2 separate regions of the Homo sapiens genome follow, and region 2 is linked to region 1. The links are chromatin loops, found by intact Hi-C in ENCODE. Cell type or tissue: ascending aorta. All regions are shown on one strand. Links, peaks and the distances in the headings refer to the core of each region. The heading gives the core; the rest is flanking DNA. Region 1 overlaps EPS8 (EGFR pathway substrate 8, signaling adaptor). Region 2 overlaps EPS8 (EGFR pathway substrate 8, signaling adaptor).

The links. Hi-C counts contacts between places; a loop is a spot of excess contacts. Peaks named below come from ENCODE experiments on the same cell type or tissue, not always from the same donor. Only the 100,000 strongest peaks of a DNase experiment are listed, where the experiment ranks them.
Region 2: a loop joins it to region 1, with 2.0 times the contacts of the local background. A loop is called at or near these places in 2 of 110 quality-filtered maps.

The regions. Positions count from the first base shown.
Region 1 is chr12:15,724,760-15,740,837 of GRCh38, forward strand. All of the region lies in intron 1 of EPS8 (EGFR pathway substrate 8, signaling adaptor), which reads right to left. Among named protein-coding and RNA genes, the nearest start is that of EPS8, 57 kb to the right of the region's middle. In ascending aorta, for the core only: no CTCF peak of the experiment used is centred there; no DNase peak of the experiment used is centred there; H3K27ac peaks cover 447 bases.
Region 2 is chr12:15,649,891-15,665,968 of GRCh38, forward strand. It overlaps EPS8 (EGFR pathway substrate 8, signaling adaptor), which reads right to left. Exons shown (of 21, transcript NM_004447.6): 8 at 15,866-16,002; 9 at 12,136-12,209; 10 at 10,724-10,850; 11 at 8,607-8,695; 12 at 8,189-8,263; 13 at 4,255-4,403; 14 at 933-1,116. Among named protein-coding and RNA genes, the nearest start is that of EPS8, 130 kb to the right of the region's middle. In ascending aorta, for the core only: no CTCF peak of the experiment used is centred there; no DNase peak of the experiment used is centred there.

The DNA.
Region 1 (16,078 bases), core at 5,650-10,649:
CATTCTCTCGTACCTGCCACCATGTAAGACATGCCTTTCACCTTCTGCCATGATTGTGAGGCCTCCCCAGCCAAATGGAACTGTGAGTCCATTAAACCTCTTTTTCTTTATAAATTACCCAGTCTTGGGTATGTCTTTATCAGCAGTGTAAAAACAGACTAATAAGATCTCCGAAGTTCTTTTCTCCAAAACTTAAAATAGCATACAATGCATGAAAATAATAAGTCTTCAGTTCACTTTGTCATTTTGAATTATGTCACAATGAAAAAAATTCAACATCCACAGATCACTCACTCCTAGGTATCTTGTTAGGAAAAAAAAAAATCCACTTTCTTTTTCAAGGTAAATGTCATTCTGCATTCCAATAGGATACCACCAGTCCACAGATCTGTGTCAATAAATCAGGATAAGCCAGCAAATCTGATACTTACCTGCTAGATAACTGAAGCAATTTCTACTCGTTTATGGGGACTGTCTGGAATTTTAGCAGCAATGTGCTTTATCTCATACCACTAACTGTGTATCACCTGAAATCACCCTCAAGAGATCTCCGGAAAAGTCATGTAGCTGGTTGCAGTGGCTCACACCTGTAATCCCAGCTACTTGGGAGGCCGAGGCAGGAGGATCACTTGAGCAGAAGAATTGAACAGGAATTCAAATCCAGCCTGGGCAATATAGTGATACCCTGTCTCAAAAAAAAAAGGAAAAAAACTAAAAAAAAAAAAAAAATCTGCATGGGTGTGCACATACATTTTGTAGTTTACACGGCACTTCATTTACATTGTCCTGCCTAATTCTCATACCTTTGTTACCTTATGAAAAATTCTAAAATACGGTGACACAATGGGTCTTCATCATATGGTGATTCACTCACCACCACAGTATCAACCTTGGACATTAGACCTGTAAAGATCTCATTATCTCATTAAAAGAATCCTGACTCATCATCATCAAATAACAGAGAAATGAACAAAAAGATGGAAAAATATGAATTTTAAAAATTTACAAGCTCTGTCAACATACAAGTTTTATTATATATTTATCAGATGTGTGTCTTAAGCATTTGTTGAAATTTGTCTCACATCAGTAGGCTGCTTGATTGGTTCAAAAATAAGATGCAGAATTTGGCCTTTAGGTTTCTCTGTTTTACAAATACAGGTATAGATACACATATTAAAAGTGTACACATAGCACATGCATACACTGAACAGCATAAACACTGAACAAAACATAAATCTAATAAAAAATCATACTTAAATATAAGATCAGAAGACTTTAATATGATGGCTAGTTATCAGTCACTCATGAAAATTGAATAGACAGAAAGATTTAAGGAAGCAAAATGCCACTTCTCCTCCAGAAAGCCTTTGTGGGGAGCTGATATCTGAGGACTATTTCACAAGAGAAATTAAAGAGCTGACAAAGCAAGAAGGATTGGGTGCCTTTTTTTTCAGATGAAGGACATGTTGAGGAACAAAGATTACAAGCAGGAAAGCAGCAAGAAACAAAAGGGATAATTACACTGTCAAGAGTGACAGAGTGATGGGATTTACGGAGGGGGCTGGAAATCTCAGACTCATCTGTGGGATATAAAATTCAGTCTCTGTGGTTGGCAAGGAAGAAAATCTTAAAAACAAATCCCTGAAGAGGAAAGCACTGGCTCAGAAGAGTTCAAATATCTGCCAAAGTCCAAGTAGAAGGACCAGAACAAAAGCTCTGTAGTGATACATGCCAGGTAGTTATAAAAAATGGTCAAGGGAGGGGGTCAGATTTTGTGAAAAAGCCTGATGTCTGTGTGGTGACAGCAAAAAATGAAGATACACACTTACATACATACACATGGAATGCTTTCTTGCCAGAGATATTAGTGATATAGTGGGCACTCCTTAAAATAGTGAGACAGCAAAAAGAGGCAAATTTTGAAATGACAATCTGTAGCTTTATTTTTCTTAACTTGGTCTGAGCTGGTAATTAGTTAATCTGTTCCTGCTTTGCCTCCTGAAAGAATGAATAAAGATTTACCGAGTGCCTACTATGTAGTGTGTACTATATTAGGGATAAATGAAATCATATAGTCATCCTTGAAGCAGAAATGATTACTCCACTTTCATTAGTGATGTAGAAGGAAGAGAGAGGAAAATTTAATTCAGGCTAATTAAATAGAAAGCTATTTTCATTACTGAAAGTTATGAGTTGGAAAAGACACAGCATAACCAGAACTGTACTAATTTAAACATATGACAACTTAGATTTCAATTGTTAAACAGTTAAGAATGACTACAGTTCAGTGAGTGGTATTTTTTCAAGGTCTGAAACTCACTAGCTCTCTGAAACCATCATTCCACTCAGGAAATTTTATGAATTTGTTTAGTTAAATCTAAGTTAAGTACAAGTGACTACGTTTTTACTGTTTAAATTTTTTACAAAGCCTGGGCACCTGGGGTTCTGATTACTTCCCTCGTGGATTTAATATCTACCTTTATACGTAGGACTTTACACAACTGGGTTTGCTTTAGAAGCAACGATTCGAAGTAGATTAACTCTCACTATATCCCCAAGTAGATCTGACCATTTGGCATATAGTATATATTTCTAAATCAACAACTCATTTTATCATCCCAAATTCATTGTTTTACTTGTGTCCATCACTCCTCATTCTTGTGTTTTATTTTAAACATAATTGAAACACTTTAATATTTCCTTTAATGTTGGTAGATACTAATAAATTTAACTTAAGACAACTGACCCATTGCTACAACTTTTGTAAATACAGTAAAGCAAGGTATTTAAAATTCTGACTCATTAAAATAAAGAATAAGGCTGGGCACAGTGGCTCACGCCTGTAATTCCAGCACCTTGGGAGGCCGAGGTGGGCGGATCACGAGGTCAGGAGTTCGAGACCAGCCTGACCAACACGGTGAAACCCCGTCTCTACTAAAAATACAAAAATTAGCCGGGCGTGGTGGCGCGTGCCTGTAATCCCAGCTACTCAGGAGGCTGAGGCAGGAGAATCACTCGAACCTGGGAGGTGGAGGTTGCAGTGAGCCAAGGTTGTGCCACTGCACTCCAGCCTGGGCGACAGAGCGAGACTCCATCCCCAAAAAAAATAAAATAAAATAAATAAGTCTAGTTTCCTTTACTAAGATGCTTTTATCAAGATGGTTCTCCCATAATGCTTTAATAAATGATGAAAAACTTATAACTGCAGCATAGAATAATTCCCTACCAGGTCTGACTGCAATGGAAAGATTTAAAGCCCTGTGAAATGAGTAAGCCCCTGCTACTTAGCACTGAAAGGGAATAATCAACAGATTAAAAAGCATTGATGTAGCTAATTCTACTAAATCATTAGTTTTGCATTCTACCTACTAGCTTTTTAGTGATGGAACTTTAACTGTTACCAAAAGCGTAGTCGACTGGTATTATAGAAAGAAAACACAAGTGACCTAATCCAGAAGAATCATGCCAACCATAAAACTCAGCAGATTATTCATCACCATGGCAATAAAAGCAGGCACGGAAGCCAATTCATAGATTCCATTTTCAAACCAGGGGGGGTGCCTTGTGGGTGTATGTGTGTATATAACTTATCCAGTGTCCTTGCCATGCTAATAACAATCCAAGATGAAGCTTAAAGAAACTACAGCAGTGGCCCTTTTAAGAACACTGGATCCCGACTCATGGAAGGGTCATCTGTTCCTCACTACAAAGAACCTTAGAGAATGTTACACAAACACAGCAACAATAATAAGGAACACTCTCCCGGGTGCTGAGTCATTAATAGAATTTGAAGAGTCAGGCATTGCTCCTAATACCACCATATTTATGTGAGGATAGCATATATCTTTTACATGAAAATACAAGGCCTAAAATCACAGATTTTACTATTTACATTTCAGTGAAATATTTATGCTTTGTGACTTACTTGAACACAAAACAACACTCCATTCCTGAGACTTTCAATAAGTTTAAACTGAAAATGTTTGTTGCAGAGATGCTATTTCTAGAAATATTTAAAGCACAATATATGTTAATATCAAACTTTGGTAGCAAAATATTCAAGCCAATAAAAATGGGCTAAAGGACACTGTTAAGAAAATGAAAAGACAAGCCACAGACTAGCAGAAAATATTTGTAAATCCATCTTTTTTAAAAACATTTCTTGTAAGGCACTGTGCTGGCAGCAAATTCCCAGTTCTTTTGTCTGAGAAAGTCTTTACTCCTCCTTCACTTTTGAAGGATAATTTTACTGGATACTGAATTCTAAGTGATTTTTGTTTCTGTTTTCCAATACTTTACATACTTCATTCTACTCTCTTCTTGCTTACATAGTTTTTGAAGAGATGTCCGATGTAATTCTTACCCTTAATCCCCTAAAGGTAAGGTGAAGTCACCCCCCGACCTGTCAAAATCTTCCCATTGTCTTTGAATTTCTGCAATTTGAATAAGATATGCCTGTCTGTAGATTTTTTGGTGTTTGTCCTGAGCTTGGCGTCTCTCATTAATTTTGAGCTTCCAACATTTGTGGTTTGATGTCTGTCATTAATTTTGGAAAATTCTCAGTCATTATTATTTCAAATATTTCTTTTGATCCTTTCTCTCTTTCTTCTCCTCATGGCATTCCCATTCTGCATATGTTACACCTTTTGTAATTGTCTCACAATTCTTAAATATTCTGTTTCAGTTTTTTCCTTCTTCTTATGGCTTCGGTTAGGGAAGTTTCTATTGCCCTACCTCCAAGCTCACCGATTCTTTCATTAGCCCTCTCCAATCTACTGATGGCATCAAAGGAATCAAAGGCATTCTGCATTTCTGTTAGTTTTTAATTTCTTTAGTTGTGTCCCACAAATTTTGATATATTCTGTTCTCATTTTCATTTAGTCAGTGTATTTTTTATCTCCCTTGAAATTTTCTCTTTATCCTATGGATTATTTAGAAGTGTGTTGTGTTATCTTCTCAATGTTGGAGATTTACTTATCTTTCTGTTATTGATTTCTAGTTTGACTCCACTGTGTTCACAGAATGCGTGTATGATTTCAATCTGTCTAAATATGTTGAGGTACTTTTTATAAGCAGGAATACAGTTTATTTTGATATGTACAGTGCCTTCATTAATGTTTACATAGGTATGATTAACTCTCAAGGTCTGTACCTCCCCACACACCTCTTGAATAGTATCTCTCGATTAATCCTGTTTAAATACATTTTGATTTAACTATTCACAATACACTTCTAGGGATCAAGAACCTAAAATGGCTCCGTACTGGCTATCACAACACTGTAAATTCACCTGTGTAGCTTCTGAAGTCCATCGTCACCTGGAACCCTCTCCATTATATCAACTCCCATCTCTATAACTTTGGGGCATCTCAACTTTTCCTTAGTTTTGATAACCATATTGATAATTACAGTTATTTGATAAACACTTTTGTAATACACACACACACACAGAGTCATTTACCCATTCAGCTAACTTATGAAATAGGTATGATAATCATGATTTTACAACAGAAGAAATAAAAGCTCAGAGTTTGGTACTTGCCCAAGACCACATAAGTTAAGTGGCAGAGCCAGGTTTCAAATTCAGATCTTGATTACTCTAAAACTTCTGCTGTCCATCACTGGAAGAATAAAAGCATGACTTTTTTTTTAGCACTTGATTCCATCCAGTTTAATTTAACCTATATTGGGGAGTATAAACTGTAAGCATGGAGCTAGGTACTTGAAGACAATTCTGAAAAATAAAGATTCAACAAGATACACTAGAACTAGACTATAATTGTCTGCAGGCAGCTTAAAAACGATGGGACTTTAAGATAGATAATTCTAGTTTGTAAATAAAACTATGAACTCTTTGAGGGCAGGGGCCTTCTCTTTACCCTGGCATATGACTACTCAATCTTCTCTGTATTTGCTTCCTGTTTTCCTTTTAAGAGAATTACGAACCTATTAGGACCACTATACATTGTTATCAGTATCGACTAGTTTCTAACCGCTGCTCATCTATACTTCCTTTCTTGTTGGTTCCTTAAGAGAGTCTCCCATAATAACTATGTCCTCAAATTATAATATAGCCCTTCTTTTCCTTCACTCCCCTCAGAAAATAATTGCATCTCCCATATAACTAAAAAAAAAAGAGATACAAATGGCATGCCCTCCTTTACATATAAATAAGAATATCTACAATAGCACACAAGGTCTATTAGATGTTAAATACTGCTTTAAAAATAGATTCACAGATGACATTTCAAATATCCCATTTACTTATTTCAGAAATGCCTCTTGTGCAAAAAGTTCAGTCAAAAATATATATCATAGTACCTTAAAGGCATATCTATATATGACATAGAAATTCATCTTTTTTAGATAGAATAATTAAAATGTCATGGGCAACTGCTATCCAGGTTTTTAGCTAGCTTAACCAAATCCTCTAAACAGAATTCCTGTAGCCTTGGAAATGTTTATTCTCTTTTCAAAGTATTTTGAAGACAAATTCAGAATATAAAACTTTAATAAGCCTTCCACCATTAAAAATATTTAATTGACTTTTTTTTTTTTAGATGGAGTCTCACTGTGTTGCCCAGGCTGAAGTGCAATGGCACAATCTCGGCTCACTGCAACCTCAGCTTCCCAGGTTCGAGCTACTCTCCTGCCTCAGATTCCCAAAAGCTGGGATTACAGGTGCCTGCCACCACGCCTGGCTAATTTTTGTATTTTTAGTAGAAACGGGGTTTCACCGTGTAGGCCAGGCTGGTCTCGAACTCCTGACTTCAGGTGATCCACCCACCTTGGCATCCCAAAGTGCTGGGATTATAGGCATGAGCCACCATGCCTGGCCTTAATTGACTTTTAATTGGCTTTTTCACATCATGTGACTTCATGCTAAAGATTCTAAGAGCTAAAGTATTTTCTGAATAGAGAAGATTTTTTTCTAGTATTCTTGCATAAAAATATTTCATTTTGTCTTCGTGTAAGGGTCAATAATTTCAATCATCCCCCAAACTGGCAGCAAAAAGCTGTTCAGTGTGCTGTTAGCTAACCCCTACAGCTTGTGCAGTCATATTCTGAATGAAAAACAGAAGATAAAGTGTGTGTGTGCATGTGTGTGTGTAGGCAAAAGGAAGCTGGGTGGTTAATCACTATATATATCTGTTCCTTAAAATCTGATTTCAGGATGGAATTTTTTCATTTTATCCATAAAAAGGAAACAAACTGAAAAGGTAGATTTTTTTCTTTCAAACTGGCTACTACTTAAATAACTGCCTACTCCTGAGAGTAGGTAAGTCTAAAGTGAAACTACGCATTTCATAAAACTCTAACCCTATTCCCAGTAATGCAGCTCATTAGTGACCAATTAACCCATTTTCATAAGTCTATATTAATCTCAGCCAGAAATGTTGACATATCTCTAGGGCTGGCTGGACATTCTCATCTTAACGAGATGAATGGTGTATCAAAGAAACTATGACTACACACAATTTGTCAAGGTGATCTACTGTATCGAGACCTTCATCAACAATGCATTCCATTTTGAGCCCATTAGTACAAAACTCCCTTTAGGTTTTCCCACATAATTATGGTGATAATGACAACAACAATGAGGAGAAGATATCAGTAATAACAATACTTACATTATTCTGTGAACTTCTTTGTGCTCCACAATGTACGAGGCATTTTATATACACTATCTCATTTAATCCTAACAATCCCAACACTACACCCCTTTTACAACTATAACATTTAAGGCTCAGAGAGCATGCATGCCCAAAACTAAACAGTGAAGACTATGAAGCCCGGCCTATCTGCTACATCCTACACTCACTATCTACATAAAAAAGCAACTGGTAAATGTTCCTTAAAACTATTTTTCTTTAAATAGTCAATTATTTTTTGGAGAAGTCAAATAAATGACCTACTGTTTACTAAGAAACAACATTTCTTAAAGATGAAAAAGAATATGATTTGCAATAAAGAGAACACAAAAGTACTTGCCAGATTACTCATAGTTTGGAGGTTACAGTGGCCACAGGAGAATAAAACTCTTGAGCTAGCGCTGAAGATTAAAGGACATGTTGTTAATCATTGTTAAGGCTTTGAATACAGCCACCTCGGTCATTATGCAAGGAACAGAATAAGTAAGCTATGTGAGGAAAATATAACGTTTTCTTGTAGACTAAGACACAGAAATAGCAGCTGCAACATTAGACAAAAATGACCACCTAGGTAGTCATGACTACCACACTAGAATTGAACGATACCTAAATAATGGAGTACATGGAGATGATTTTACTAGCAGCTGACCAGCATTCCTCTCCCAAAACAGATACTGGAAAGAAATATAATGTATTCGTCCATTTTCACACTGCTATAAAGATACTACACAAGATTGGGTAATTTATAAAGGAAAGAGGTTTAATTGACTCACAGTTCCACGGGCTTAACAGGAAGCATAGCTGAGAGGCCTCAGGAAACTTAGAATCATGGTGGAAGGGGAAGGGGAAGCAAGCCCGTCTAACAGGTGAGAGGGGACAGTGTGTGAAGGAGGAACTGTCAAACACTTAATAAAACCATCAGATCTCATGAGAACTCACTCTCTATCGTGAGAACAGCATGGGGAAAACCATTCCCATGATCCAATCACCTCCCACCAGCTCCCTCCCTCAACACATGGGGATTCTGGGGATTATAATTTGAGATGAGATTTGGGTGAGGACACAGAGCCAATCCATATCATATTGTTCATTAAATAGTATCTTGGCACCTTTAAAAAGCCTAGATATACCTTTTGTGAGATGAAGAAAGAATAAAAGGACATGTGAAAACACCTCAGCCCAGAGATAAGAGGACCACATGTTCTTGGTGGATGGAAGAAGAATAACAACAACAGAAATAAAGGCAGGTAAAAAGAAAAACAAACAAACAGAAAAACTAATGGAGATAGAAGAAATATCCATTCCATTTTACTAAGCATCATACCACATATATCAAGGCATCCAGATGAATGATTAAAATTCTAGAGAAGGGACTAGGCTTTTCTCCACAGCAAGAAATGTAAAAACATTGAAAATAATGTAAGCTGGTTTTTAATGGAAAATACATTTTTATTTTTATTTTCTTGAAAAAGGGTCTCACTCTGTCACCCAGGCTGGAGTACAGTGATGCAATCTCAGCTCACTGCAGCCTTCACCTCCTGGACTCAAGTGATCCTCCCACCTCAGCCTCCCAAGTCAGTGAGACCCTCAGCTAATTTTTGTATTTTTTGTAGAGAAAGGGTCTCTCCATGTTGCCCAGACTAGTCTCAAACTCCTGAGCTCAAGTAATCCTCCCATCTCAGCCTCCCCAAAGTTCTGGGATTACAGGACTGAGTCATCATGCCTGGCCAGAAAATTCATTTTTAATAACCTATAGATTAACAATGCCTTCAAAAATTTTCAAGTGATGTGTAGTTCTAAAAATGTCAATGCTTTCAAGACCATATAATCAGTTTAGTTTTGTTTTCTCTCCTCCTCAGCTGCTTCCTCCTCTTCCTTTTCTTCTATTTGTTTGCCAGTTTATTCAGAAACAACATATAAGATGGCCCTGTTTTACTACTGTTCCAGGGGCATTAGGCTACAATAACATTCAAAAGTTTCATGCTTAAAAAGATTCTCTGTGGTTGGGCACGGTGGCTCACACCTGTAATCCCAGCACTTTGGGAGGCTGAGGCGGGTGGATCACGAGGTCAGGAGATCGAGACCATCCTGGCTAACACGGTGAAACCCCGTCTCTACTAAAAATACAAAGAATTAGCCGGGCATGGTGGTGGGCGCCTGTGGTCCCAGCTACTCGGGAGGCTGAGGCAGGAGAATGGCGTGAACCTGGGAGGCGGACCTTGCAGTGAGCCGAGATCGCGCCACTGTACTCCAGCCTGGGCGACAGAGCGAGACTCCGTACAGAGCGAGACTCTGTCTCAAAAACAAAAAACAAACAAACAAAAAAAAACAAAAAAGATTCTCTGCACGTAACTTTGTTAATTCCCATTTAACTCACTGTGACACTTCACGATATTAATACTTCTACCTTACATTGTTCATAATAAAATACTTTCATATCGATGATCTCAATTGATTCTTATAATATGTAAGCTGGAAGGTAAGCAGGGCCAACTGCCATATCATTTCCATTTTAAAAATAAGCAAACTGACACAAAGATGTCAAGGAACTAGGGTCACAACACTGAAGGGCATCTGTAGCACAGCCCAGGTATTGACAGGGAGCTCCGAATGCCTAGCCTGGAACCCTCACCACGACTTCACACTAACAGCATTTCATGGATAACTGTAGTATTCCCAGGTACATGCAAATGACAAAGTTTCCAAAGAAACAGTAGACTGATTTAAGTATACTAATTTTTCTACAAATGAACTCACCTCAGAAATGAAAATAAGCTCCAATTCTTACGTTTCTACTTTAGTCCAATGAAGGCTAAGTTAAAGGTATTCTGCATGTAACAAAATGATAAAAGAAAAATATTCATTTTGAAGCACAATATGCAAACCATAGTTGCTTTTGCTTAAGAAATATATTTCATTCTTCCCTATACTTTTTTGCTCCCTCTTTTTTATCAAGATTCAAAATTATATAGATGGAAAAAATGAAGAGGAAAGAGATCATGAAGGATCAAATATTGTCTTATGGCGCATCCCACGTTAATGCTACTTGACTTAATCCTTACAGTAACCCTAGGAAGTACTGAAAAAGCTAACATTCTAAGATTAAAACTATGATTTGAATCCATGTCTAATCCTAAATGCCTCAAAGCTACTTAATTTTGAATCTTTTTAATATTTTTCTAGCGTTTTATAAACTGTAAGTAAAATAGGCACATTTAAGTACTTCTTCTATGTAGATGTGCATGTATATTGAGCTCAAAGCCTACAAATAAACATAGTAATCAGGTTATTTAAATTGTAGACCTTTTAAAAGTGCATGTTATTAAATGTAACCTATATCTGTGTAACTTACTGTTGTAAAATATATGTTGAATATGTATCTATCAATTAAATATTTAAACAATCCATAATTGGCAATATTTTTAAAAACTTATATAGAAAAAAATGCCAATAATAGGACAAAGACAAAGAGTTTGTGTTTTTTTGTGTTTTGTGACAGGGTCTTGCTCTATTGCCCAGGCTGAAGTACAGTGTCATTATCATAGCTCACTGCAGCCTCAACCTCCTGGGCTCAAGCAATCCTTCCACCTTGGCCTCCCAAGTAGCTAGGACTACAGGTGCGTACCACCATACCCAGCTAATTTTTAAATTCTTTTGTAGAGATAAGGTCTCACTATGTTGCCCAGGCTAGTCTCAAACTCCTGAGCTCAAGCAATCCTCCTGCCTCAGCCTGCTAAAGTGCTGGAATTACAATCATGAGCCACTGTGCCGGGCCGAGTTTGTGTTTTAAACCAAAAACTATCCTAGTATCATGTCACTTTAATGAACTGTAATAATTAACAATATTAACTTTTTTATAACATGAGTCTAGCACCAAGGAAAATGGACTTTGGAGTAAAGGAGATCTGGATTTGAATTCCAACGCCATAAGTTAACACTACGGAAATACTGAAGAGAATTTCATTCTTCTGTACAGAGGTTAATATAATAAAAAATCACTTGCCTGGAGGCCACACATATATGACAACCTCAGCAATGTCATAAAGTAAGTGTAAAACCTATATGGCTAGCTAAATAGATGTCACACCCTCTATCTATGTGCTGAACTTCTGCATTTTACTCACAGAAGATGCCCTCAAGCTTGGTTAAGATCTTATTAATAAATCTTTCTTTTTCTATAGGTTCTAATGAAGTTAGTAAGCAAATCAATCCGCAGCAGGTTAGAAGCATTAAATTTGAATTTAGGAAGCTAGGGTTGCTAGATGTGGCAGAAAGAAGAAAGAAATTGGTGTATTATGATAATGAGAGAAAAATAATACATAAGATGCAAAGAAAAAATGCATAAGGCATCCTCAGAGTATGTGATATAGAACCATACAACCAAGCATATGTCAATACCCTCCATGGAGACACTATATTACAGCCCCAATAAACAGTACGCATGATGATGAATTTACATTATGCTTATGAAGGATGGGATGTGCTCAATGCTTATAAGAAAAATTATCCTAAATACTTAAAAAAATAAAATCTTCATATTTAAAGTAACATACTTTAATTCATGTAGCTAGACAGCTAGGAAACTCAGTTGTTTTTGAATTTGAAAAGCACACTATTAGGTAAACCTGATAAATGAGATGTTAGTATAGTTAACAGAACAACTATTAGGGGCTCAGGCCTCATACCTAGTACCAGACAGTGTACTAAACACAATAGTGTAGGTCTCTTCTTTCAAAAAGCTCACAGCTCAGTAGAAAATACCACCATAAATATCAATAAATTGTAATACTATTTGGTGCCGTAATAGAGGTTAAACAAAAGACATATAATGTTTAATTTTCTCCTTTTATGACATTACCAGCTACTGAAGTTCAAAGCCTAGACACTTTAGTTCAGAAAGGGTTGCAAAACGTGACTTTAAGAAGGCTGAAACAAACAAAATAGTTTAGAAAAAATATACCAAAGGGAAGACTCTGTAACATAGATTAAAAATAAGCATCAGAAGTTCCATCCCTCCTCCTTTCTACAAAGAAAAATAATGACAACAACAACAACAACTAACATCTACTGAGAGCTTACTATGTTCCAGGCTCTGCTCTAAGTGCCTAATGTATATGAACTCATTTAATCCTCACAATGACCCTATGAGGGAAGTTCTATTATTATCCTAAATTAACAGATGATAAAATTGAGGCATGAAGACATTAAATTATTTGCCCAAAGTGACACTGGTAAGTGAAGAACTAAAACTGAAAACAGAAAGTCCGGCTTCAGAGCCCATGATGCTAACTATTATATACCCAAATATTAAAAACTTAATGATGCTACTGTGTTGTAGAAAATATAGTTCTCAAAGCATATCCTAGTGACTTTTTTTTAAATATTATTAAATCTGTTTCAACAGTCCCGCGACACCAATTATTTTCCATTTTTGCTCATTTACCAATACATGTTTATGATTTGGATCTATCTGCTCTATATTCCTCAGGTGTTTTTTGTAAGTACATGAAAAACTTCCCTAAGACTCCTGTCATTAAAAACTCAGAAACTAAGAAAGAGTAGCATTTTTCCACTTTTTATACAAACTTTAAAATTAGCTAAACAAATAGTAAATGAGGGGAATTCGCTCTTCACAGAAATATTTTTTATTTTAATTTTGTATATAAACTACCGAAATAGATATATTTCCTAGTGTTATTTTTGGTAGATAGTGTTTAATACATAGTAGCTAATATTTTAATTGTGAATATCTAACTATTATTCTAATTAATATCACTTTTATTCTAACTAATATTAGACTCATTTCTCAACTGCCAGCTATATTTCCCATAGATGTAAATGATCATTTAGAAACACACCCACCCTGAGTGGCTAAGAAACCCTTTTGCACATTGCAGATATAGGTAGTCTTCACATAATTAACAAGATTTTGCCTATAACTCCTATTCACCTAAGTTGTGAAGATAAAGGATAAATAATATTGTTAGGAAAATTTAAAGATGGGCTTCTGTCACTTAAATACCCAAAGTTAAGTTACATTTTCAATATGTTTGGTGTTTGAAGGATCAATCTATACTAAAAATATCAAAATAATTCATTGAACTTACTGAAGGTCCTTCTATAATAAGAACATTCTTAGCCCTGAAGATAAAATATTAACAAAGAACAACTTCCTTCCAACTCACTTTATGCCCTAGGGCATTCTGCATTATTATGCCCTAGGGCATTTTAAGTACCTTAAAGCACTTGTGTTGTATTTAATATCAGTCATTTGTTTGCATATTTGTCTCATAGTTGGAATATAAACTACAAAAGGACACAGGCCAACTTGGTTTTTTTTTTGTAATACCAGCAGCTACAAAGTCCTGGCAATAGCAGGTGCTTAATAAATGTTTGTTGAATCCACTTACAAGCATACACCTTCACTCCAAGGACCTCAGATTAAATCATTAAGCGTGCCACGTTAAACAGTCCATGGTGGAGCTAAATCTACCAAACCTGAGACACGACTCTCAAGAGACTTTCATTTGGTCTTATTCTGACCCCTTAGTCCATGCAGGCATGTCTATGCAGATTGCTCTAATATAGCACAGACTACATCCCTGGGTTACTATTCTAAGCCTAGATCCTTTAATCTATAATAATAGCTAATACTCACTGATAGCACTCTATGTACCAGGTACAACACAAAACACATCATATACCTTAGTTCATGTGATCTTTACAATAACCTGAGAATAGTATTACTCCCATTTTACAGGTGAAGATGCTGAGGCCTTAAAGAGGTTACAAAAAATGTTTAAAGTCCCAAGATCATAGGGCAGAGGCAAGATTTGAGCCACATCTGTCAGACAGTACAGTCCACATTCTCCACCACTGACATTCCTAAACAGAAGGTGTGATGATTAATTTTGGGTGCCAACTTCACTAAATTAAGGAATACCTAGATAGCTGGTAAAACATTACTTCTGGGTGTATCTGTGACGGTGTTTCTGGGAGAGATTGGCGTGTGAGTCGGTGGCCTGGGGAGGAGGATCTGCTGCCCTGAATGTGGATGGGCACCCATCCAATCGACTGGGGGACCAGATGGAACAAAAAGGTGGAGGAAGGGTGAATTTCTTCCCACTCTTCCATAGTCAGGACACCCTTCTTCTCCCGACCTTGGATGTTAGAACTCCAGGGTCTCTGGTTTTTGGACCCTGAGACTCACACCTGCAGCTCCTCAGGCTCTTGGGCCCTCAGCTTCCCTGGTTCACCATCAACTTCCCTGGTTCTCCAGCTTGCAGATGGCCTATCGTGGGACTTCTCAGCCTCCACAATTGTGTTAGCCAGTTCCCCTAATAAGCCCCTTATCATCTATCCATCCATCCATCCACCCATCCATCCATAAATAGATATCCTATTATTTCTGTCTCTGGAGAACTCTGACTAGTACAGAAGGCTACTAGTAAACAAAGCTTTTCAAAGAAGCCTCTAAAGGTCCCTTGAGGTCACTTTAGATAGTTTTTAATGAGCTTTTAAAAAGCAATGTTTGTTTCCTTGTGGGAGTCTACCATTTTCAACTCTTACATTCTCTGACACACAGGGACTCAGGAATACAGAGAATACTAACCAAAAGAAGCTACTCCGAGGTGACGGCAAAGTTAAGGATAAAAAGCATGCTCAAAGAAAAAATCGGAGCAGACTAGAAATCTTGTGAGCAAAACACTAGAAAAAAAAATCAAACTCCTAGATGCACAATCTTATTGCATAAAGGACCAAATCTCTATTAATAACTAAAATCTTTATAGGGCTTAAAAACTCTAGAGCACCTACAAGCATACACACTAAGTTCACTAAATGGGAAATTCGTAGGCTGGGAGCGGTGGCTCACGCCTGTAATCCCAGCACTTTGGGAGGCTGAGGCTGGCAGATCATGAGGTCAGGAGTTGGAGACCAGCCTGGCCAACATGGTGAAACCCCGTCTCTACTAAAAATACAAAAATTAGCCAGGCGTGGTGGTGCATGCCTGTAATCCCAGCTACTCGGGAGGCCAAGGCAGGAGAACTGCTAGAACCCAGAAGGCGTAGGTTGCGGTGAACCGAGATCATGCCACTACACTCCAGCCTGGGCTACAGAGCAAGACTCCATCTAGAAAAAATAAAAAATAATAAAAATAAATAAATAAATAAATAAATAAATAAATAAATAGGAAGTTCCTGAGGCAAAAAGCTGCTGCTAGAACATATGTGTCATATAGATTTAATGCTAAAATTTACATGAGAGCCAGTACAGGCTAAAGAATAAGACAGTCTCTCCCAAGTTTAAATTTCAGCTCTGCCAATTAATACATGACTTCAGGAAAGGTACTTATCAACTACTCTGAGCCTCAGTCTCCAGTATGTAAAATAGAAACAATAATACCTCCCTGTAGCGAAATTAAGAGA
Region 2 (16,078 bases), core at 4,849-9,848, 76 kb before region 1:
AAGGAATTAAATAAAAATAATAGGATTTCGGGAAGATCTAGTCATCATTTACTGTTTCTTCTTCAAACTAGATCTCATTCACCTAACTCTTCGGGTTCTGATCATCCTATTTGTGTTTGGTCCAGCTTTAATCAATGTTCAATGTTCTTTTCCAACAAACAAGAAGAGTCATAGAAACATCACTTTTAGGGAATGTGACAAAACAGCATACTCAATTTCATTCCCTCAACTTGATTCCCAAATAGGTTATACTCTAAATATTATTAAATACTTAAAAGATAAAATGAATGTTAAGATCTCCTCAAGGTGTAGTTTTATAAATGATCATTTGAGCCTAAGGACTAGAGTGCAGAAGAACTTGGGCCCTCTAGCAAGGCTGATAGGACTCCAGAGTTTTAGAACTAGGCAAAAGGGAAGAAAGAAAACAAACAGAGGAGAAGAGAGGCAAAGCAACGTGAAGAGAAGGAGAGAAATTAATTAACTGGGGGAATTCAGGAAACAGCTGCTTAAGACAGGTTAGAGGATCTAGGTTCAGGGAACTGTCTTGAGGGCCTGATAATGGGAGAGGAAAACATAAAGAAATAAGCCAAAGGGCAGTAGTGCAATTCCCTGACAAGGAGAGAAAGTCATCCTAAAAAAGCTGACTTAGGATCGCCAGAGCCAGGAAAACAGTGGCAACAAGGGGAGGGGTGGGGGCTGACAGGCTATAGGAGAGCAATTTGGGTTGGGGTTGGGCTTCACGGAGGAACAGAGCAACTGTCACAAAAAATGACAGAGGCAAGAGAGAGAGGTAATTCAGGACAGGGTAACATTCAGACTTTGATTCTAGAACAATTTTCAGTTGAATAAAATGAGAACTTGCAATCAGAATTACAAGAGAATACACAGATAATTACACTGTCTACAGAGGGCAATGTTAAAAAAAAAACTACCTCTGTGGATAATCTTTTTATTTCCTGTTTGCGCTGATGTTCTGCTACATTTGCCACAGATTCTGCCAGTTGATAAAGATCTTGTTCCATTGTGGCTCCCATAAAGTTCAGCATTGGGGGCTCCCAGCCATTGCGGAATCGTGGAACATATGGTGGAATAAACTGTTCTTTTGGCCACTCTGCTCTGCAGGAGGGAATGAAGGCATATAAACAATAAAATCTAGGAATGTATCCATGCTCACAGTTATCTTCAGTAAGGCTAGACATACACACGCACACACACATAAATAACAAACAACAAAAACAGCACATAGACCTAATCTGTCTTCCATCCACCCAAAAAGAAAAAGCAAACATGTTTATGCCAGTATTTCACACCTTAATAAAATGAAAGAAAGATTGAATTCTGTTGCATGATCTGTTTTCCCAACATTGCCTCATTTCTCCATTAAACTCAACTTTGTAACATGGATATAGGTTTTTAAAAATTTGTGTAAGAAGGGATTATGGAGCTAGGAGTGTGATAAGTATTTAGAGCACAAACTTCTCTAACATTTAAAGTAGTTTCAGATTCTCAACTTTCCCTTCACTCCCCTCCCATCATTATTGAAACCTCCTGGTATTAGATATATCTTTCAAAAGAGAAACAGCCCAGCAAGTTAAGATTACGATTTTTAAATTTATGAAGTCCCCTAAACTGAAACAGATGGCCAGTTTTATAAATTAAATGTATCAGCTCTGTTTTAATCAGTAAACTAATCTGTAATCACAATCATATGGGTTCATCATTTAATGACACTGAGTGAAACTTATTTCTGTAAGATCCTAATCATTCATGAACCACAAAAATAACTAGGACAAAAACGAGGGCTTCATTTTTGCTAGAATATGTTGCTTCATCTTTCATATTTAATTCTTCATGTTATAGTTCTACTATGATGAAATCAGCCATTTTATTCAGATTGTTATAGACTTTCATGGTTCTTTTTACCTTTATGAGTTTTTAAATCAGTCAGTACATTCATTTCCTAATACTCTTAACAATCAGGATCTAAAATGACCCTTTCCGTGTGTTAACAGCTAACAATATATTTCGTTTTGATGTAGTTTTTTGAATGTTAATTAATTTTCTTATTTTAAGATAGAACCCTAAACAAAGAAATTAAAGAGCCTGAGCTATATTTGTAATGTGAGACCTGATCAATTTAATAAACTTCATGAAATTAAAGGATGCCACCGAGGCTTATCATAAAATCATAACCTATATAAATCTAATAGATTTAAGTGATCTACAATGGAATATTATTCAGCCATAAAAATGAAAGAAATCTTGTCATTTGCAGCAACATGGATGGAACTGGAGGTTATTCCATTAAGCGAAATAAGCTCACTCATATGTGGAAGCTAAAAAACTGGATTTCATGAAGGTAGAGAGTAGACTGGTGTTTACTAGTGGCTGACAAGGATGAGGCAGGGTTGCAGGGGGATGGAGAGAAGTTGATTAATGGATACAAACGTACATTGACTAGAAGAACTAAGACCCAGTGTTAGATAGATCAGTAAAGTGACTATAGTTAACACTAATCTATTGTACATTTCAAAATAGCTAGAAGAGAAAAATTCAAATGTTCCTAGCATAAATATTTAAGATATTTAAGGTGATGGATATCCTAATTACCCTGATTTCACCTTTGTACATTATACGAATGTATCAAACTATCATATGTACCCTGAAAATATGTACAACTATTAATAATGTATCAATTAAAATTATAAAAATAAAAAGATCTATTTAACCAGTTTTTATACAGTATAACAAGAACACTATTATACAGCATACACTATGCTATACTAGTACATAAATAATATAAATAAATGTAAATATTTTCAATTTAAAAGCAACAACTGCAATGCTTTCAAAGAATTTTCTGCTTAACTATATTCCAACACAAGCCACTGTCAAAGTCCAGAAAATAAGTGGAAAAGTTTGTATATGTTTCAATAGGAGAAAAATGGAGAAAAAAAATTATGAATTGGCCCATGACTCTTAAGCTAGCCCATTCAAAAGCATTAGGAAGACAAATGTCTAAGTGGCCATACTAAGTGATTTATTCTAAGTGGTGAAATAAAGAAAAAGATTTAGATAAATAAGCAAAGCAAAAATGATTTATTTACAATCATGAAATTAGAAATATTTTCTTACCTTGCCTTGCTCAGCAAGCATTAGTACTACAATTGTTAATAATCTGTCTTCCATAATCACTTTATTGACAAATGCACATTTCTTAAAATTACCCACTCTTCCTTTTCAGTTCCACTGTGACTCTCTAGTCCTGAAGAAAATTGATTTATAAGGAGCCTCTCCTACGATATTAGCATCTCAAAAGGCCTCTGCCTCCAGTTACTTTTGTCCTTGTCCTTTCTAGCCTCAACTACCAGACTGACCTTTCTAAAACATAGATGTAATTATGTCACACCTCTATTCACAAAGTTATTGGTTCTCCACAGCCTACAGAACCACACTCTAACTCTTTAGCATGGCACTGAAAGCCTGCATAATCCAGCCCTCATCTCTATATGCTCATCTCTATATGCTCATTTTAATACCATCCGCCTCCCGCCCTTCCACAATGATCTGCTACCCGAAGTCCATATTCCAGAGAAACACATCTTCATCCTTTCTTCTCTTGACTACCTTATGCCTTCACTTCTGCTTCTCTCTCTACCTGGACAGGCCCTTGCCCTACTATGGAACTGTGGAAATCCTACCCAACCTGCTAAAAGGCAGTTTAGCAAACCAATGATGAACACTGACTCCAGAGCTACATGGCACGAGTTCACATCCCTGCTCTGTCACTTACAAGTTGTGTGGCCTTGGGCAAATTACTTATCCTCTCTGTGCCTTACTTTCCTCATCTGCAAAATAGGGATAATAAGAGTAGTTCTGTAAAGTGCATGGACTAGCAAGCACTGTGCGCGCGCGCGCGCATGTGTATGTGTGTGTGAACCCTATGTGTACCTGTCGATTTTAAATGACAGCTCTTCTTTGAAAGCTAACTACCCTCCTGTCTAAATCCTCTTCCTGACTGGTCCCCCTTGCCAACCAACAGCATTTTGTTTATGACTCACTCCTAAGGTATATCATGCCTTATATTACATACACTTCTATCTCTTCCACTAGACTTCTAGCCTTTAAGGGTTTAGGTTTTTTCATCCTATGACGCTTAGTCCTTCGTATGTAGAAGGTTAAATAAATGTCTCATTAGATCCATGTAATTAACAAAGAATGGTACTTAAGGCATTATAGGTGGTAAATGCTTACCTGGCTTTCATCCAAGTTCCTCCCAATGACATCCACAGCTGCCGTTCATCACCATTGACAGTATAATTTAAGAAATCAATTGTGTCCTTATTCAATAGGGGACTAAGTACTGAACTGGCTAGTTCAGGACCTCCTGTTGCCTGCACCACCTAAGATAATAAACCATTTTTTAGCAAGAAGATTACTATTCTTTGTGTATTTTCAAAATGTGTGGACAAAAACCCATGGCAAAAACAAGCACTACTTTTTAATAGTCATATTAACTTTTGATGCTGTGCAATGTGCTACTGAATGAAGAAAAGCTTGTCAAATCAACTTGCCCAGCCCAGCAGTGCTTTAAAACCTAAATGAAAGTTAACAATTTAACAACTTTCACAGCATCTGCCTATGGGCTGCATATGACTATAGTTTCTCTGGAAGATACCAAAGGCTATGCAGAGAATTCTAGATCAGGTGATTTTACTACCCCTGTTTTGTTGTTGTTGTTTTAAATATGTGTTTCTCTACTGGCAAATCTATTATGCCAAACTTGAAAAATGCGGTTCCCGAAATGAGTACTATCAAGAGAAACAATACTATCGAGAGTTAACAGTCTATGGCTGTGCCTATACACACATACAAAAAATAAAAGGATCCAGGAAGGAAGGCAAAACAGGAATGAGAACTGGTACTCTGAATCTATGGTACTTTTCCCCAGAATTATTTTTAGAAAATTCCTCTGATTTAATATGGATAATTTAATGACAGCAGAAACAAACAGGTGCAATTCTCTGATAAGCAAAATGAGGATAAGTAGATGTTCAAAAACTGCTCTAAATTTACTTCTTATGAGCTATTTTCTGGCTAAAAAAAAAATGGTAGTTATCTCCTAGAGCAGAAACCAGAGTCTCTTTATAAAATCTTACCTTCTCAGAGATGCGGCACAAGAAGATAGGAGATTTTTTGAATGGCTCCAATCATCCAGGTGTTCTCAGCATGCTATACTGTTCTAGGCCTCTGTGTATTTGTACATGCTGTTCCCAGTTCCCCAGAAGGCCATTCCCCCATTATTCAGAACTCTACTCAGGTCCCAACTCTTGTGAAAGCCTGTGTTAACCCCACAGTGTAACTCCGATGTACCACTCCCCAGCCTGCGTCCTCTAAACAATTTATGCATATTAGTAACACATTACACTATTACACTGTAATTTATGCATATTAGTAACACCCTACACTATTACACTGTAATTTATGCATATTCGTAACACATTACACTATTACACTGTAATTTATGGCTTTTCAGTTTCCCCTCCTTGAGGAGTTGGACTAAGACTTATCTGACTTTCAACTGCAGATGATACAGTGGTACTGGAATGAATGAAAAAAGATGGCAGATAACGGAGGAAAGCTAACTCTTATTTGAGAACAAAACCTACCCTGCCTATCTAGCACAGTAATTTTTAACTTCCAACCTCGAACGCATTTCCAATAAATATGTAGCAATAAGAGGGAAAAGTAAAACTAAAGAAAATGAGTAGAGGAATATAAAAATACCTGATTTAACAGAAGGAAGAGGAAATAAAATGAAAGAAAGTATAAATGAAAGGTTAAGAGCCATGGTTCCCTCTCAAGAACGTGCGCAGGCACATGTGCTGTGGCTACGCTCGTGTGTACATGTCCATGCTGAGGGAAGAGGAGAGCAACTCGCAGGTGTAAAGCCACTACATCATGCTGGCCAGTAGCAGGCCCTGAATAGATGTTCCTCCCCATCTCCCTCGTCCAAGTAAAATGTCCGGGGCCCTGTAGGGAGAACATTAAATGGACCAGCAAAATATTATGATTGGAGAGACCATTAATAAGGTGTAATTTTTGAGAAAAGCAGAGATACTAAACATTGGCAAGTAAACCAATGTTTTCAGGTACATAACCTGATCACAAAGACCAATTTGTATATGTCAGGGAAACCAGCCTTGTTATGTTACAGCTCTATTCTGTGTAATGACTAGATATCTACATATGATCTCTGAAAGTGTGTGAAATAAATAAGAGGAGGCAGCAAAAACTTCTTTATAAATAATACTTCCAAATACTCTAAGATAGCATCAAAAATGTTAAAAACTAAGGAATACAAATTTTGTTAATGAACTAGTATCAGTTTCTTTGCATATGTATGTCCTTGATCTCCACCTAATTTTTTAAAAGCATTTATAGAGCAAGAATTATTCAGAAATAATTAGGCAAGTAGAAATCTGATGCTCCATATACAGCAACAACATATAGGAGCATTCATAAGTTATTGATGTACTCTTGGACTTTCATCTTCTAGTCCCTTATTGCTTAGCTTCTGACATTCATGTTGATAATGTTACTTACTTTCCTATGTTTGTAAAGCAATACTCATTTCATATTCTAATTCAGGTCTTGTCTACTTATCCCTGGGGAAAGAAGGATGAGATTTATCCTCCCTTACTGCCTCTTGTCAATCTTACTTGCTGGTTCTTCCCATTCTCCTAACATCGAATGCCCAGGGCTCAAGCAGTCCTTGGCCTGATTTCTCCATTGAACTCCAAATTCATATACTCAACGATCAATTCAAATTTCCCCATCTGGATACAACTCAATTTTGATATGTTTAAAACTGAATTTTTCACCAACCTCCAAAAACCTGCTCTACCCAGTCTTCCCCATCTTAGTTAATCATCACTCCATCCTGTTAGTCTTAGGCCAAAAATCTGGGAGCTATCCTTGGCTCTTGCACAGTATATCCAATCTAGCAGCAAATTTATAACCAAATCAGACTTCTCATCACCTCCAATGCTACCAGGTCCAAGCACCATAATCCCCCATCTGGATTATTTTAATAATGACCCTAGCTTTTTCTTCCCCAAAATTTCTAAACATTATAGCCAGGGCAATCCTTTTCTGCTGAAAACTCTTCAGTTGTCAAAGGTCTCCCAATCCCTTATAAAGACCAACAGGATGTGTCTTCCTGTTACCCTGCTGATATCATCTCTTTCTAATCTTTTCTTCATTCTGTTGAAGTCACAGCTCTACTTATTCCAAGAACATGCTTTGCATGTTATCACCTCAGAACATTTATACGTTAACTATTCTTCGTCTGGAATTCTCTTCTTTCAGGGATCCACATGACCCATTCCTTACTTCCTTTACTCCAATGACATCTTCTCAGTGAGGCTTCCTTTAACCAACCCTACTCAAAAAGTGCAACACTCCGTTTCCCACACACATAGACACATGCGTGCATCCCCCTGGGGAACTCCCAGTTTTCCTTCACTCCTCTATTTTTCTGCATAGCACGTGATTTTTAGACTACTGTATTATGCAGACATTTATTTAGGTTATTGGCTACCCCACTATGTTACAATATAAGTTCTAAGAAGGTAAGAATTTTTGTCTGTTTTGTTCCTGATGGGCTACTATAAAGCCAAGCACATAGAAGGCTCTCAATTTGTATTTGTAGAACCAGTGCATAAATGAATAAACAAGTCAGAGACAGTTCAAGAGATGAAGGAACACCTCGATAAAAAGAACATGGGTCTCTGAATGACTTCATGGAGCAAACCATCCATCAAGAACTAGACTTCTCATGATTATTTTGTGAGAATGAGAAAAACATCTACGTTATTCAAGGCACTGGATATTATATACTAGTATACGTTGAAATACTGGTATCCAATAAATCTTTATTTCTTTTCATATCCCTAGCACTGTCAGAGATACCAGTTTCCTCAACTATAAAATAAGGTGCTTAAACTAGATGATTTACAGGGTTCTTTTAAATTCTCAAATTTTACATTCTTGATGTTTACACAAATGGCAAAGAAATAGTACCCACGCAAGGTAATGAAGAAAAGCAGTCTAGATAATCCAGACAGACACTTGGGGTTAAAAAATATACTAAGAACGATTCTTTCTTAAACTAATAAAATCTCACCATATTTAATGGAGTAAACAAAAAGTGAACCAAATCTGCAGCACTAGGATTCTGAATATGAGACTTCAGTTTGGCCTGCAACATGAAGAAAACAGAAAACAGATTACTATCAAGCAAGACAGACACTCAGAAAGGTCCAACATAGACACAGAGGGGACGGTCTTTACCACCAGATTCAGTTTTAATATATTCTTTAGCATGGATAGAGTGAGAATAGAAGTCATTGTTTTTCAATCAAGTCTCTTAGATATATATGTTTTAAAATTTGCTGTTTTAACTGAAGGCAAATCAAAACATACACACCCCCACAAAATCTATAAAAACAATTTTATTTCTTAATTTAATCAGAAACATCCTGACTAGATTTTCACCTTTTCCATTTATTTCTTCTAATTCTATATACATAAATTTCACTTACCAGAAGGTTAAATCCGTGTTTAAACTTTTGGAAACAGTCAAGAAATTCATCAGGAGGTGGAGGTTTTGCCCGCAGCGTTAAAACACCCTCTAATGAAATAAGCGAGAGGAGAGGATCAGAGCAAAATCCAAGGAAATTTATTAAATGGAAAAACAAAAACCACATTTATGTCTGTAAAGTTTGAAGATCTCATCAGACATGCTACCTAGTTACCGTGCTACATCTCATAGTCTGACTGTAACAAACTGAGAAGATACAAATTTCAAAATGGATTGCTCTATCCTTAGGCACTACAAATTACTCATTTAATTCCATAAACATACATTGTAGCCTTTCTCTATGGCAGACATTGTGCAAGTGAGTAACTGACAAGCCCTGCTCTAAGGGCCTTAAAAGCTAATAAAATACATGAATCAGATAAATAACAAGAGAAGTACCAATCGTTATGAGAAGAGACTTACCTGGTTGGGAGATAAGGAAATGGATACTTAAAAGGTATTAGATGGAGAAAGTAGCTTATAAGATGGGATTTGAAAAAGTTTGGTCCAGGGTGATGTGGTGGGAAAAACATCATGGTTGGATAAAAACAGCATAAGCAAAAACAAGGAAAGGGGGAATTGCATGTATACGAAACAACAAACAAAAGGAGAGAAACATGAGAATGGAAGGGTAGATCAAGGTTAGATTGTGGATAACCTTGATTTCCAGGGCGAACAGTTGTACTTAAATCAATAGAACATGGAACTAGCGTGCTTTACAGCAGAAGAATGAAGTGACTGAGAGCTTTAAGAAGATTGTTCTCACAGCATGAAAAAGTAGAGGCTTAAAGACTGCTTCGAAAGCAGGGTTAAAAAAAATGATAGTAGCTTGAACTAGATATGAAAATGAAAAGGGAAAAAACTGGATACAGGAGATGTTGAGAAAATAAAATTGATGTTGGCTATAAGCAAGAGAATGAAGTCACAGAAGAATCTGTGGTTTTGAATCTGGGTGATCAAGAGGATAGTATACCTTTCATAGAGAATTTCAAAAGGAATAAGTGGTTTAAGATACCAGGAAGCAATAGTACTTAATTTCAGAATATGTGGAGAGGAAGCACATCCATGTATTCACATGCAGAAGATAAAGCCAAAGGTCATATGCTCATTATACAAATATGTGCTACAGAAAGATTTGGAAGTTATCTGTAATGAAAGGGATATTTATTTACTATTTTATATCTTTCAATCTCTACCATTTTGTCAGAGGAAGTATAAACATTACTTCCATAATTTTAATTTTATATAGCTGAGGCCATTTTAAATAGCTGAACTGCAGCATACTTCAAAATTGTCTGTATGTGACTTTGTATGTGACCTGAATGTACCGTTTAAAGTTTTGTGATAAAAAATTCAAATCTGTTGAAACTTTTAAATATTTTAGTAAGTCAACCCTTTTATTTAACAAATAATATGGTTCTAGTTTACAACAGAATAAATCCAACTACAAGAATAGAGCTATGTCTTTCTTTAACAGATACTTAATTTTACAATAACTAATGAAAACTACAGATAGATGGTCACTGCCTGAATCTCAGTCTCTGTGATTTAGGTAAAACATTCCAGGATCTTTCTTCACTATAGCTGACTTATAACCAAAATGGACTCTTCCCTGAGTTCATCTTACTCTTTGCCTAAATCTCAAGTGCTACCCCAAAACTAGAAGAGGAACCCTAGTCCACAGTCAATGAAGTTTTGCTAAGTAGTTCTTGAGGGTCAAAACTCTGCCTAGTACCAGAGTTCTTTTTTTTTTTTTTTGACATGGAGTTTCCAGGCTGGAGTGCAATGGTGTGATCTTAGCTCACTGCAACCTCCGCCTGCTAGGTTCAAGCAATTCTCCTGTCTCAGCCTCCCAAGTAGCTGGGATTACAGGCACATGCCACCATGCCCGGCTAATTTTTGTATTTTTAGTAGAGACGGGGTTTCATCACATTGGTCAGGCTAGTCTCGAACTCCTGACCTTAGATGATACACCCGCCTCGGCCTCCCAAAGTGCTGGGATTACAGGTGTGAGCCACTGCGCCCAGCCAGTACTGGAGATCTAACCAGGCATTAGAAGATTAAGAAAATCCAACTTACCTCCTGGTCCTTTCCTTTTACCTTTCTTGTTTTTCTTCCTTTTAGAAAGCTCAGAAAATGCTTCTGCTGCTTTTTGGAGTTTTGTGATAAAAAATTCAATGTCATCCAAAATGTGGTTTAAGATTTGCTGAAATTAGAAATTATAGAATAAAATATAAAACAAAACTATTTTTACCTTAGCTGTACTCTGTTAGTAAATAATAGAAAGGTTTTTTTAGAAAAGGAAGCAGCCCACATGCCAATTTCAAGTTTATTACTAATTACAAGAATCAAACTAAATATACCTATAGCCATATTCTGACATTTACATTTTTCTTTAGCTTACTTTTGCTCTATTTTCAATGTCATCAAGGAAGCATTCACAATATCTGCTCAGATTATTATTTTCAATTACTCTAATTTTCTCAGTGTTCTCCCACACAGTTAGGAGGAAAATTCTAAAATAGGTTTTGTTAGAAGAGCACTGACATTTTTGCTTTACTGATAAATGTCCCAATAAAGCACTGACAATATTACTTCATGGAATTAAAGGTATACAGATTGTTGTGATAACCTAATAGCTAGTCTAGGATACTAAGCATTAATAAGAGTTTCCACATGACAAAATAGAATAATGCACCATGCTTTCAGAGATCACTGGAATGAATTTGATTATCTTATATACTATAGTCTTAGTTGCCTTTCTCCAGTATGTGTGAAACTTGACATTCTTCTAATTTAAGACTACAAATTGGGGTTAAACTTTTAAGTATAACATGTAATAGTGTGCTGTAAAAATTGAATTAGAAATTTCAAATTCCTTTCAGTATTTGTTTCTCAATAAGCTGGTAACATGTATATGGTATAAAAAGTAATGTATTAACATCATATTCTAGATCTCATTTAAAGAATGAAAATGCTATAATAAAGCATTTACAGCATTCTCATTCTGTAAATCACTATAAAGAAAACAAATGTAGCATTATCTTTTATAAAAGCTTTACGATTTACAAATCTATCCTTTAAAAATGCCACTTAACTTTTATCTCTTAGGTATTCTAAAATACATTGTTAATAAATGCCAAGAAGACATATTAAAAAGATATTTCAATTATGAATTACAAACGATAATAAAATAAAAATTGTACCATTCCTGAAATCTAATAATTCAGCCTAAGTTCCAATGTAAACTAGTTAATAAGCTGATTCTTCTATCATAGCCCAAGTCTACTAACTAAATATTGGCATAAAGGCAAAAATGTTTAACGAGAAAATAATTCAAAGGGCAAATTCAAAGGGCATAGCCATCACAGGTAACAGAAAACATGGTTTCCATAAAATATCTCTATTTAAATCAGCTTCATTTTCTTATGAAGTTTTCTTTTTCCTCTTAAAAGAAAAGCCAGTGATCTAAAGGCGACTCCTGTACTTACCACATCTCTGTCAATGCGGGCTGCCATCATCTCAGGTGTTTCTTCCTGCTCATGATACTGCCTTGGTTTCTCAACTATAGAAAGGACAATCATAAGTCTTTCAATCTTTTACTCCCACAATACCAATACAGACAATTAAAACATAAAAATTAGTTAAAAAGGAGGACCATTTGCCAAAGGGAACACCTCCACTGGATACACAAGTCAAAACTGTGCTCATCAGCCATGAAATGCATCCTTGTCAATACTAACAGGAGCAGTTGAGCAGAGCTTAAGTATTAGTCCTCTCAACTTTATGATGTTAATTTACCTTGTAATATCACCCCATTCTCTCTCTTCCCTGAGTCAGCTACCTGTAGAACCAACCTTAACTTAGCACCCTTTAATTCCTACACAAGCCAGAAATATAAACCAGCAGTCAAGCTTTTACTTCTCAAAAGCTGGTCAACTAAGTTCTAATGCAACAGAGCTATAATTTTTATACATTCCAACACTGTGACTACAATAAAGCTTTCGGAGTTCTGACAGCAGAGTGCTTCTTAAAATTCTAGTGTAATTAAGCTTAAAACCCACAATGTTGGGCTCATTAATTTTAAGCTACATGCTTTAAAAGCAGACAGAAATTTTCACATTAAAAAATAAATGTCTTAAGACCATTCAGGGTATTAAGGTTGCTCAGTTGGCTACAGCATGATGTTAATCATGAAGTTATTATCATGAACTCCTTCCTGGTATGAGTCAGTTAATACTGCCTCTAAACACAGAGAGTTGTTACAGATATCTCATGGTAGAATAAATTTCAAAATATATGGATGGAACAACAGAAACGTAACACCACAAATGGAAATACAACTCATGATACATCATCGTGACTCATGATGTTCAATAGAGAGAACTGCAAAAAAAAATTGGACACTTTGTATTGCTATTCTTCCTTTACACTAACTTTACCTGTAACTGGAACACTTGCCAACAAAAAAAAAAAAAAAAAGAAAGAAGAAATCATCGTGTCTTATGAAACTTAATTAGCGGCTGTTAACTACTTTAAGATAATTAAAATTTCTATCTATGAAATCTTGCCAGTTAGCTACTATTTTACACATAGATAGCTGCTACCTTGGTTGTAGTGGACTACCACAGAAAGTACTAAGTTGAGGTTGAAATAGCTATTAGGAACTCTACAGAGGCCCCAAAAAATATCATTTGGAGGGCACAGTGAGGGGGAGATATGGTATTTCTTGGGCTCTGTCAGGTCTGAAACACGACTAGGAACCCTAGTGCCACTGGCGCTATTCCACAGAGATCACCTTTGGAAGTCAGGGGTAGATATGCCTCAGGGATTCAACGGAGAAGCAGTTCAGCCTGAGTCAGCTGGAGCATCCAGAGGAACCAAAAAGATATTCCTCCTGAGGGGCTTTCCAACTAAAAACTGGACTGGACCCAGGCCAAACCTGATATAATAAGTCTTCTGTTTAGGCTAGTGGTAAATTAGAAGTTCTGAAAGCCTTATCTCACTTAAACAGATGACATTGCAGAAAATATTTCAGATAAAATTTAATGAAAGCTCAGAAACCCCTAGGGATAAATTCTGTCTTTGTTATAAATTATATTAGGTTCAGCAGGGCATGGTGGCTCACGCCTGTAATTCCAGCACTTTCAGAGGCTGAGGCGGGAGGATCACGAGGTCAGGAGATCAAGACAATCCTGGCTAACACAGTGAAACTCCATCTCTACTAAAAATACAAAATTAGCCAGGTATGGTGGCACACGCCTGTAATCCCAGCTACTTGGGAGGCTGAGGCAGGAGAATCGCTTGAACCAGGAGACAAAGGTTGCAGTAAGCTGAGATCGCACCACTGCACTCCAGCCTGGGTGACAGAGCAACACTCCATCTCAAAAAAAAAAAAAAAAAAAAAAAAAATAATATATATATATATATATATATATATATACACACACACATATATATATGGTTCAACATATAATATACATAATATATATTATATATATTAGGTTCAACATATATTTTTACAGGTTTGTTCAGAATGTCTGTAAACTTGTCTTATCCTTCCTCTACTTCAGACCCTCTTCATCGAAACAGTAACAACAAAAACACCATAAGTACACAAAAAGTATAGAATACAATAAATTACTGTCTTTTAAACACATTTTAAATACAAAGCAGATCAATACAAATTTACATAACTTATGAAAACGGAAACTGTTATAAAATTAAACTACATATCTCTGTTAATTAATTTTTTTTTAAATAAATGCATCAAAGAATTCTTTTTTTCATATCTTTGGTAGCTCGGCTTACATTTCAACCTCTGAAAAAACCTTTAAGAATACAAGAAACCTAAACAAAATAGAAAACAATTCAGAAAGAAAATGAACTCAATTTGGCAAAATGAAAACCACAAATTATGCTTACTATTTTGTAGTAGGTACTACCATAAACATTATTTACTTTCAGATTCAGAGCAACCCATGAATTATTATCCCCATTTCAGAGATGAGACCGAAGTACAGAGAGATAACTTCCCAAGACCACACAGGTAGACATATCAGGTCTTGCTTCAGAGTCCAACTTTTACTCTGCACATCCAAAGTAGAGTCCGAGGTGACTCATTTTTGGAAATGAGTTATATCGTTTAACTATAGTGCCAGATACCCTGTGTGAATAATACTTTACTGGATAAAGAATAAGAAGTTAAGAAGTTCCACTGGAGTAGCGGCAAAAGAATGAGGCTCTAGAGTTCATCAGATTGGAGCCTGCTGAATCACAATTTATTCGTCCTTAAAATGAAGATACTAGACCAAACATATTTTAAGGCATTTTTTTAGTTATAAACATTTCAGATTCTAGTAAAATATTCTAACATATAAAAAGTAACACTAAGTTCTATGTTATAATTGTTTTTAAACAGAATGCCAAGGTGAAATGATGCCACGCTCATAGGGCCCACTTGACAAGAACAGTCATATGATGGATACCTTTTACCCTTCTCCACTGCCAGCAGCCAACCACTGTCCTGACAACCTTTCCATGAATATGACAAACTTGTCCAAAAAGGGACTCTAGTTAGATAATAAAAAATGGAAAGAATGTTAAGTGCAATCTTTAAGAAAAACCTGTATATATTTTGTTGCCATCTTTTTGTCAATCAAGTAAAACTTCCTCTTAGCATTAAAAAAATAAAAAGACTCTAACCCTAATACCATATTTATTAAATGGTGGGTCTAAACTCTTACAGATAATAATCTTAACAAAATTCAAGGCTTAACTTTATTTTATCTAAGATTTGATTTTTTTTTTTTTTGAAATGGAGTTTTGGTCTTGTTGTCCAGGCTGGGGTGCAATGGCGTGATCTCAGCTTACTGCAACCTCCGCCTCCCGGTTCAAGTGATTCTCCTGTCTCAACCATCCCAGTAGCTAGGATTATAGGCGCATGCCACCACACCCACCTAATTTTTGTATTTTTAATAGAGACGGGGTTTCATCATATTGGTCATGCTGGTCTCAAACTCCTGACCTCAGGTGATCCGCCCGCCTCGGCCTCCCAAAGCACTGGGATTACAGGCATGAGCCACTGCGCCCGGCCAGAGTTGATTTTTTAAAAACTAACCTCAAGCTTCAGTTCTGAAATCAGCATCAGAATTTGAAAGCAAGAACTATGTCCCAACCCAAAGTAAGTGTTCAATAAGTATTAATTCTAGGAAGACTCACAGTCCCCTTGGTCGGCTGCCCATGCAGACCAGGCTGCCACTCGACTTCTAACATCCACCTGGGTGACGGTCCCAGGGGGCGCAGGGGCAGGAGCTCTGGGTGGAGGCGGTATACTAGGGTCTGCATTGGAAATCATCCTTAAAAAGATGAAAACAAATAGAATTTTTACCATCTCTATTTCTATAACATATCAATTAACTCAACTTGTGGTAC